Regions from separate parts of the Homo sapiens genome. Here region 2 is linked to region 1. A link is an interaction called in ENCODE POLR2A ChIA-PET data of the cell type or tissue named here. Cell type or tissue: CD4-positive, alpha-beta T cell. All regions are shown on one strand. Each heading gives the region's core, and the rest is flanking DNA. Links, peaks and the distances in the headings are about the cores only. Region 1 overlaps SNX9 (sorting nexin 9). Region 2 overlaps SNX9 (sorting nexin 9).

Region 1 (5,386 bases), core at 121-5,120:
CCAGAAAACTCTAGCATGCCACTCACTCACAAACATTACATGCAAAAAGCCCCAACTGTGTAGCAATGGGTTATCTTCAATGCATTATATTTTCTAAAGTCTGTTGTTTGGCATCATGATACAGTATTAATGAAACCCTAAAAATAACTATAAGCAGCACAGAAAGAATGGATTAAGTATCATGCAAGTCATACAGCCAGAGAAACAAACTCCAGAGGAAAAAACAGAAATAGCCAAGTTAAAAAAAATGTTAATATTCTGAACCTTTTGCTTTCAGAGGCATTAGACATGTATGTGAGAGAGTCCAGACAAAATCAGCAAAGCCACCTGGTCAACTTGAAGCTAACCACAGAGCCACAGTGAGTCCTACCAATCGCAGCTGTGAATGACACAACAGCCCAGCTGGTCTGTGAACACAATGTCTCCCGGTGTGTGCTCTTAGGGTCTAACTGGCCTACAATACAGCATCTTGTGAGAAGAGGTAACTGACTGATGCGCTTCCAAGAAGCCAATTGATGGGTAAACTGCAGCAGATGTGTTAAGAGGACCATTCTGGAGCCCAGCTTCCAGGCTTCAAATCCCGGTTCCACAACTGTCCTGTAGGGAAGTCAGTACTACAAACATTTATATAGTGGACGACAGCATCCTTTTCAGGCGCAACTCTCCTGTGAAATAAGCGGTGGTATTATTCTCACCTGAGAGATGAAAATAAACTTGGAGTTGAAAATCAGTTAATACGCAAAGCAGACAACAAAGATGGAGTAACAGGGACCCAGTTTATGCTCCCAATGAAAACAAAAAATATGATGAAATATAGGAAACCGTGTTCAAATCACTGGACACCAGACAGTGAAGAAGTGATCCTGAGATACGGGAGACAGACAGAGTAAGCCCACAAGTGCCCATTCACTGCGTGGAGAGACTCTCCAGGACACGGAGCAGGCATGGAAAACCCACACAAAGCTCGGCGGTCTCTGTGGTGGGAGGATACAGAGTCTGGGGAAGACAGAGACGCAGAGAGAGAGCTCTGGAGACTGCAGAGGACACTGCAGATCTGCACTGATCAGCCCATCACGTGAGGGGTCTACCCAAGGTCAGGGAAAGACACACACGGAAGAATCAAGAGTGAATCAAGAGTGCAACCCCTCACACAGGGCTATTCCCACCAGCCTAGATGGAAAACTTCATGATTCACGGGGCATCGGGTACAATACTACAAAGGATTTGTTTCAGGAAAGGGGCAAAAATATCCCTAAGCTAAATGTTGCTCTGGGCTTAAAAATAAAACCTGAAATAATCAGATTATTTCAAAGTAACTTAGGTGCATCCCAGAACAAGGCTCAAAAATGTTTATGGGAATGCAAAAATATCCAGCATATAGCAAGGTGAAAATTGCAATGTCTGACATCCACTCATAATTTATCAGACATGAAAAGAAGCAAGGAAAATATGACCCATAATGAAGAGAAAGATTAAGCTGATACAGTACTGACAGAGATGAAAGACTTAGCACTATTTAAGAGCAAGAGAGGTTTCAAATATTAATGAGGTAGAAGACTCAGCTTGAATGGGCTTCCAAAAGGTGATAACTTTAAGCACAAAGAAAAAAAAAACAAAACACATTATGAAATCAATGTAAATCCATACATCCATGCTACTGTCAGAAAAAAAGACAGGAATGCTTTCTTCATTGGTCACTATTTGTAGTAGCTATAAAATAACTTCTTACTTTGAAACATGGCAATTAAGGAGAGGTGGAATTAGCCATCTATCCTGAATTCCAAATTGGAATTCGACATAATTAACTAGCTCCAGCTGATACAGGAAAGTGCTGCTTTCTAGATGAAACCAGCTAAGCGTGGAAGGAATAACATTTCTGATTCTGGCAAGGATTACCAACTGGTGGTAAACCATTACCATTTATATACAATTTATATCTGTATGTTTGTGTGTATACCCACGTTCACAGAGAGAAAATAAGACACCTAGTGTAAAGAGTAGTGATTGTGGAAATGGGATACTTTTCTTTTTCTAGTCTGAATTTTCTACAATGCATATGTACTGCTTCTGTAACAATAAAATAAAAGGTTACTTTACTAATTGTTTTTAAAGACAGTAATAATGCTAATTAGCAACTGCTGACCACAAAAATAGTAGTTTCTGGTTTTGTTATTTTTTTTTTATGTTGTATTCTTGCTCCTCATATGACATCCTTGGGGAACTGGGACCAGTAAGAAATAAACCCCTACTTCTGACAACAAAAAAATGCAGTAAGCAGGGCAAGCGCTTGTTTGGATGACATGGTTAGACCTGACTCAGTTCACTGGTTTCCTAGTAAGCAGCTAAGACATGGCCCAAGAGGAAGAGTTCTCACTGCACAGACCATGAGAACAGCAACTGTGGCGTGGCAGAGATGAGCAATGGCACCACGACGTCTGTCTGTCTCCATCGTAACTACATCAGGCCTCGAAGGAGGGCTAGGTTTAAGAATTAATGAAAATGGTAACATATTTAATTAAAGCTGCTTTCCGTTTGGCTTTCTACCAAACATGTACAAAGGGTCTATGAAAGCTCAAAACATACTGTGAGTGGTCGCAGCTCTTATGGGCCACCTAATTCCTTCCAGCAGACACCAAACGTCCACTTCAGGTCAGTACAGATCATCCCATCTGGTAAGTCCACCAGTTAAGAGGAGTTCCCAATCGCAGGCTAACTACTTTCTATGTTATTATCTTGGGATGGGGCCCTGTAGGCATTCAGGGGTCCGCCTATCACCACATAAGGAACTCCTCACTGTGCCTGTCACATCCTTCCACACCACCTGTGATGATGTCATCTGGCCTATCATGCCACGGCCCATCTTACGACTATACCACGTGCAACTGTGTTAGGAAGTAGGAATAGAAAGCAAATAATATCTGATTCTTAAACCAGAGAACATCTAAACCAGAATTTCTGACAAAAATTTAACTCTTTTCCTCAAAAGGGACTGAAGAGGTTATAATATTCTCTTATATAAAAAAATCTAACCACTTTAGCTCAAAATACGGAAGAATTTGACAAGTTTCCTGTTTTGTTCTTTACAGATCTTTGGCTCAAAGGACATGACCTAATTCTACAGATGAATCTGTACTGACGTTAGAAAACCACTGGTGGAACATAAAACTTGTACATTCTTCTAAAAATGAAGGTAGATCACAGCAGACTCAATCTATTTATAGCCAGTCATATCAACATTACTGATTGGGAATTACCAAAAGAGGTGAAATTATTTAACAAATCCTTTGTTAAGTCATATTCTGAACCTACAGATGTCAATTTCAGGTGTTTATTTTTTAAATAAAGATAATTAAAACACTAAAAATTTACTTAAGGTAAATGGATAATGTTTGTATTAGCTTAGAGAGTCTACTTACTCAGATAGCTCAAAGTCCTAAAATAGGTAGCTTTGAGTACAGAATAGGATGGCGCTACAATCAGCAAATAATTTGCTTCCAGACAGACCTAAGAGAAGTCCATGTGAAATAAGCTTTTACACTGTGCTGATGACAGGATGTACGTATAACAATGCTGGCTGGTCCTTCATCACTGCAGTTTTAAGGTTAAAAAAAAAGACTTTGCTTTAATAGTTTGTTTCCAGTTAGACAAAACAAACAAAAACCACCCTATATAACAAACTTCACCAGCATGTATTTTTGAAAGGTTCCTGAGATGAACAAAGCTGTCTCATAGATGTCAGGGATCTGTGAAAAAGCACACAAGGTTAGTAATGACAGCCTCATGCAGTTCTGAAGGCAAATGTCCATAAATCCTCTAACACTGGTATATGATCTTCCTTAAAAAGCCCTATTACCAACTAAAAAGAATTCATACGGGGGGGTGGGAGTGAGAGTGAAGAGATGGAAAGAACCTTTTCAATAAAGTTCTGTAAAGAGAAAGTCTCAATAAGCAATTACGAGATGTCTAAGGCATTATAAGACTTATGTGAGTTAATGAAGGTATAAGCACATCTAATACTGAACCTTTGTGAGGGTTTCTTTTATCAATTTATTTTTAAATGGACTACCAAAAAAGGCCTAAAATGGCCTAAAAATAGACTTTTGAGAACTAAGAAAGCAAAATGTAGTTCCAACATAAAATTACCATTGCCTTCCTCATCCTATAACCAATAAAAATTCCTTTGCAACAAATATAATTACATGGAAAATCTCTGTAGAGAAAAATGTTATATCCTTAAATACCACTTAACTTCAAGCATTTGTTTAATATCCAAACTGTTTTAAAAAAATAACAATGCCAGAGAATTTTCTGTAAGAGAATCTTCCCATTTTTGATTGGGTAGCCCGTCAGATGGGAGAATAACAGGCCAGTGATGGACAGCTCCTAGGCCTGTGGTCGGTGTTAAGAACACAAACTTCTCCAAGGCAGGGATTCAGGAAATCTGTAAGTCTTTTAATACCTTACATTGTAAAGTACCTTTTGATGTATTTATAACTGAAAAAAAATTATTCAAACAAGAACAGAGTATTATGGTACAAAGTCTCTTATAGGTCACTGGGAATAGAAAAAAAGATAAATTCTTTGCTTATCAAGCTTAACAATTTACAAATAAGCAATATAATTTGTATAAGAGTCACAAATTGTGCTAAGGGAATCCAGAGAAGTAAAACAGAAAACAAAAGGTTTTATAGAAGACATGGTATTTGAGCTGAACCTGAAGAGATGGGCTTCTGAAAGATGGAAGGAGTCACTCTGTTATTCTCAGAAGAGCAAGCCAAAGGTACAAATAAAAGGTGAGACAGCATGGGACATATTTGGAGAATCATCAGTTTGCCTGGAGACAAATACATAACTTAAAGATAAGGTGATGATGGGTAGCCACACTGAGGCATCACAGAAATAGAACTGAGCTTGGAAAAGTACTTCAACCTCAAATTCAGATGAATTTCTTCTACAGTTTCCCTACCATGAACCGTTCAGCGTCTGCTTGCCTAACTCTGATACACAAAGACCTTCTCCTGGGATAGCCCTGCTGACATGTAGCAAATGATTATTCCAGAAGGCAATAGAGGAGACTCTGAAGTTTCTTAAACAAGGAGATGACATAAAAGCATACGTCAGCAATGCTGAGGGTTTGGTTCCAGTCCATCACGTTAAAGTGAGTCATGTGGACTTTTTTGGTCCCCCAGTGTACATAACAGTTATGGTTACACTATACCGTATAAGTGTGCGAGAGCATTATGTATAAAAAATACATATCTTAATTAAAAATACTTTATTGCTAAAAATCGCTAACGATCATCTGAGCCTTCCACTAGTCAAGCTGCACCCTTTTTGCTGGGGTGGCGGGGGGGTCTTGTTTTGATGTTCATGACTGCTGACTGAT
Region 2 (5,386 bases), core at 90-5,089, 52 kb after region 1:
ACAGCTCTACCATTAATTCCTAATCCTTAGGAAATATCATCACTTTAGCAAGAGTTCAATTTCTCTCTCAGATGGAAGCTTATTACCATTGCCATATCTTTCTGTATAGAAGAGAGTCCTAATGAATCAGAGAAGAGGGGAGTTTGAGAAAAAAATTTAATACTTGTAGCATTTTAGAGAATCACTATCTATCACTTTCATAATGAAAACTCCAGAACGTGCACAAGATGTTTCCACTTATCAAAAAGGGTAATGGCTATAATCCCAGCACTTTGGGAGGCTGAGGCAGGAGGAATGTTTGAGCCCAGAAGTTCAAGATCAGCCTGGGCACATAGAGAGACCCTGTCTCTACAAACAAACAAACAAACAAACAAAAAATTAAATATTAGCTGGCTCTGGTGGCATGTGCCTGTAGTCCCAGCTACTTGGGAGGCTGAGGCAGAAGGATTGCTTGTGCCTGGGAGGTCGAGGCTGCTGCTGTGAGCCCAGATCACGCCACGGCACTCCACCCTGAGCAACAGAGTGAGACCCTTCTCAACCAAAATAAAAAATAAATGGCTAGGCATGGTGGTGTATGCCTGTGGTCCCAGACTGTATTAGTCTGTTTTCACACGGCTATAAAGAACTGCCCAAGACTGGGTAATTTATACAGGAAAGAGGTTTAATTGACTCACAGTTCAGCATGGCTAGGGAGGCCTCATGAACCACGATGGAAAGTGAAGGGGAAGCAAGGCACCTTCTTCACAAGGTGGCAGGAAGGAGAAGTACTGAGTGAAGGTGGAAGAACCCCTTATAAAACCATCAGCTCAGTCAGCATGGGGGAAATCGACCCCGTGATTCAATTACCTCCACCTGGTCCCTCCTGTGACACTTGGAGATTACAGCGATTACAATTCAAGATGAGATTTGGGTGGGGACACGAAGCCTAACCATATCACAGATACTCAAGAGGATGAGGCAGGAGGATTGCTTCAGTGTGGGAGTTCAAGGCTTCAATGAGCCATGTTTGCACCACTGGACTCCAGCCTGGGCAACAGAGCAAGACTCTATTTAAAAAAAAAAAAAAAAAAAGAAGGGGAATGGGTTTTTAAAGGCTGAAAACTTTGCTTTTGGTCATTATATAGTAATTGAACTCTAATAGAAGTAAATATTAGAATATTTTAAAAATCTTGGCTGGGCATGGTGACTCACGCCTGTAATCCCAGCACTTTGAGGGGCCGAGGCAGGTGGATCACTTGGTGTCAGGAGTTTGAAACTGGGCTGGCCAATATGGTGAAACCCCATCTCCACTAAAAATACAGAAATTAGCTGAGCGTGGTGGCACACATCTGTAATCCCAGTTGCCTGGGAGGCTGAGGCAGGAGAACTGCTTGAACCCAGGAGGTGGAGGTTGCAGTGAGCTGAGATCATGCCACTGCACTCCAGCCTGGGTGACAAAGTAAGACTCTGTCTCAAAAATAAAATTAAATTTAAAATGTCTATACTTTTTGGTATCATCTTGGCTTTAGATGATTCAGACAGCTCAACCTATTGTAACCACAGATCTCAGTAACCTAACGGGTATTGATTTCCTAGGGTTTTGGAGCTTTTAGGGGTTGCAAGGACATTGAATACGCTTTACATACTGTTGGAATTGCATCAGACTAATCTGGTTCAACTTTTATGTAACAAAGTTATGAGCTGCTTTTCAGTTGGCATGGACCTCCAGGTTGAACGTCACATCACCAGAGCATGCCCAAAACTAAGTGTGCAGCCATGGATAGAACCCACGTGCTCAGATGGGCACTTGGAATGGAATGGGCATGAGGAATGAGCACTGAATTAAGAAGTGGACACTAACAGTTTGGGAGGCTGTAATCACAATTCTTTGGGAGGCTGACACAGGAGGATCGTTTGAGCCTAGGAGTTTGAGACCAACCTGGGGAACATGGCGAGACCTCAATTCTACTAAAGAAAAAAAAATTTAAAAAATTGGCCGGGGGGGTGGCACACAGCTGTAGTCCAAGCTACTTGTGAGGCTGAGGTGGGAGAATCACTTAAGCCCAGGAGTTCAAGGCTGCAGTGAGTTATTATCATGCCACTGCACTCCAGCCTGAGGAACAGACTGAGACCCCGTCTCTACAAAAAAAAAAAAAAATTCTTTTAAATTAGCCAGGTGTGCTGGCACGCACTTTGTGGTGTCAGCTTACTCAGGATGTTGAGGTGAGAGGATCGCTGGAGCCCAGGAGGTTGAGCTGCAGTCAGTGGAGGTTGCACCACTGCACTTCAGCCTGGGCAACAGAAGAGAGACCCTGACTCAAAAAAAAAAAAAAAAAAAAAAAAAAAAAAAAAAACCACAGTGGACACCACATGGCAGGATCCAAAATCCGATCAGATCAAGCCCTGGTGTCACCCCATGGCAGGATCCAGTCAGATTATGCCTCCAGCATCACCCCACTGCAAGATCCAATCAGATCACGCCTCATTACCTCTAAGTACAAAACCTGACGTAGCCCCCAGCGTGGAGAGACAGACTTAAGTCCAACTCCTGTCTCCTTGCTCAGCTGTCTGGCAATAAGCCTCTCTCACTACAAAAACCTGGTGCTTCAGTGTTTGGCTTTCCACTACATGGGCAAATGGACCCAGTTCAGTTCGGCAATACTGGTAGATAGTCACGGGACAAAGTAAATCTGATGCATCAACAAAACAACTGTAAAATCATATTATTCAACTCTTGACTCTAAAATCTGAGTCATGGTTTAGGAAGGCGGGAGGAGAAGTGCAGTGCTGGAAACCCTGCCTAACCACAAAGAATTAACCACCCTGCCTCTTCTAAGCTCCTGAGGGAGAAGGCACATGGTGGCAGGTAAAATTACCAATGTATTTATGAAACAGCAATTTGTAACACCTTCAGATTCAGTGCTAGTTGTTCAGTAAGTTTTCAGTTATGTTTTAAAGCTACTTTTAAAACATACTCTTTTTTTCCCCTGGAAGAAGAAAATTTCCTTAAGTACCATACTTAAGAAAATTACAAAATAATATTTGTAATCCTGAATGCATTAGCATTCTTCTATTGAAGTGCCCTTACTATGTGTAAGCATTAAAAAATTTTTCCAACCTAGTACAATTTGAAACAAATTAACAGAAGGTATATAAGTTTGGGAATCTGCTTTAGAGGCCTAAAGACAGTAAGTTTTTAATTAAAAAAAAATCTTTTTTTTCCTTGTTACAAAAGCAGCAAATATTCATTACTTAAAATCTTGAGACTATAAAACAAACTAAAACATAAAAAAACTTCTTATGTGCAGCCACTATGCAATAGGCAACTATTTATACATACGTCTAAATTTTCAAGCCTTTTTCTGTGAATTTAAATTAGGAAATACATTTAAACTCGCACATTTTAAATACACCAATTCATTAATATCTGAATGTCAACTGTCCTAGGGAGGATCCAAATCTTTATTCCCAGCATCCAAGTGGCACAAAATAGCTACTGAAATGTCTGCTGAACTGAATATCTGGGATCTGACAAGGCAAAGTCTGGACTTGCAGACTGTGGAGCTGTACTATGGAAGTATTTTTGAAGCAACTGAAGTGATAGAGTAAGGTTTAAAACTCACTCAAAGTACTAAGTAACAGACTGATATGGTTTGGCTGTGTCTCCCCAGATCTCATCTTGAATTGTAGTTCCCATAATCCCCACATGTTGTGGGAGGCACCTGGTGGGGGTAATTGAATCATGGGGGCAGTTACCCCCATGCTGTTCTCATGAATTCTCACAAGATCTGATGGTTTTATAAGGGTTTTCCCCCTTTTGCTCGGCACTTCTTCCTGCTGCCATGTGAAGAAGGACATGTTTGCTTCCCCTTCCACCATGGATTTGTAAGCTTCCTGAGGCCTCTCCAGCCCTTTGGAACTGTGAGTCATTTAAATCTCTTTTCTTTATAAATTACCTAGCCTCGGGTATTTCTTCATAGCAGCATGAGAACAGACTAATACACAGACATTTCAAGACTTGGGTCCTTTGAAAGCCTCTGGGCTTGAGGAACTGTGCCAGGAGCCTGCACTGTGCCCCTGCAGACAGCCTGCCCTCCTTCAAGACATTGTGCCCTTTGAGTACAAGGACAGGCCTTTCATACTGACATCCCAGAGGACCTGGCACATCTGAAGTTCAAATGAATGAGTTGTGGATGACAACGGGTGATAGGCAACAGAATGAAGCTGCATTTCCCCCTCTTTAATTTATCCCTAAAGTTAAGTGTCTGACTTAATGAACAATCACAAATCTGTGACTTCTGAGTACTGTCCCTGTGGGTAATAATACCATATGACTCGATTTTCAGATACTACAAATAACTTAGAAAAATTCAGTCAGACTGAATAGCATCCTTAAACACTGCATTTACAATGCCTAGAAATTAGTAAGTAGTCTATCATGTGCTTTTAATAGTCAAAAGAAAAATGACAAAGAAATATCAATTGGAAAGTTTTGAAATGCCCACAGTTTGACAGCTTGACTGAAGGTTTGGTTTCAACCAAAATGCTTAACAACTTTTTGACCTTTCCCTCTGCAAAGATCAGATTAACACTTTCATGCACATATTCCACTCCCTTCACTTGACAGTCTGCTATAAAGATGCTCTGACTTGGATTTTGTTCCAGCAACTAGAGCAAGCTAATACCTGAGCCACTGCCAGACTGAAACAACTGAAGTGCTGAATAAAATATTAAAAGCAAAAGATACAAACTAAACACCTTTTGAAACACACTGCTGAGTTAGCACAAAAGGAAAGGCTCCGGAGAGGCCACAAAGGAAGTGAAAGCAGAAACCCTGGGAGAACACATGTGCTGAGGCAGGATTTCCCGCTGGGAGACTCCACAAACCTGGGAGCCTGGCTCTGTGCTCTGGGGACTGTGTGGGGGCAGGGGAGGCAACACACAAAGTGTCCTGTATTAAGCTACAAGCTGGGACTCCAAAAGGACCTCAGCATAAGGGTAAAGAGGAAAACCTGTGTGCAAGGAAATGTCTCATCATTGATACAGAGTAGTGGGGATGAGGAAAATTTCTCCTGAGATGCCAGGTCCATATTTATTCTACCCAGTATGGCTGAGAAAACATTAAGCCAGGAATTAAAGATATAGTGACTCCAAGGATGTAATGTCCCCAGGAGACTGGTATCAGCACACACAAATCCTCCCTGGAAGGATACAACCTCAATCTAGGTAATAGGATTCCCACAGAGGAAGTTCCAAGGAAAACAAGCAACTCAAGGAAAAATCAAATCAAATCACAAAACACACAAGAAAACAAAGCACCATGAGTGAGAATGTGCAGAAACGGATGGCTGAATCAGACTTCTGAGATTAGGACGGAAAACTATTAATGTTTTGACATGCTTAAGAG

What was found. ChIA-PET counts read pairs that join two places held together with the same protein. Peaks named below come from ENCODE experiments on the same cell type or tissue, not always from the same donor. Only the 100,000 strongest peaks of a DNase experiment are listed, where the experiment ranks them.
Region 2: POLR2A ChIA-PET joins it to region 1 with 5 read pairs; 16 of 35 experiments call an interaction of 5 or more read pairs at or near these places.

The regions. Positions count from the first base shown.
Region 1 is chr6:157,883,092-157,888,477 of GRCh38, reverse strand. All of the region lies in intron 4 of SNX9 (sorting nexin 9), which reads right to left. SNX9-AS1 (SNX9 antisense RNA 1) reads left to right here. Exons shown (of 2, transcript NR_183542.1): 2 at 3,087-3,364. Among named protein-coding and RNA genes, the nearest start is that of SNX9-AS1, 7.1 kb to the left of the region's middle. In CD4-positive, alpha-beta T cell, for the core only: CTCF peaks have their summits at 2,924 and 3,156; DNase peaks (open chromatin) are centred at 2,441, 2,827, 3,127 and 3,527; H3K27ac peaks cover 2,421 bases.
Region 2 is chr6:157,831,098-157,836,483 of GRCh38, reverse strand. The region is part of intron 1 of SNX9 (sorting nexin 9); the gene reads right to left. Among named protein-coding and RNA genes, the nearest start is that of SNX9, 11 kb to the right of the region's middle. In CD4-positive, alpha-beta T cell, for the core only: no CTCF peak of the experiment used is centred there; DNase peaks (open chromatin) are centred at 2,203 and 2,653.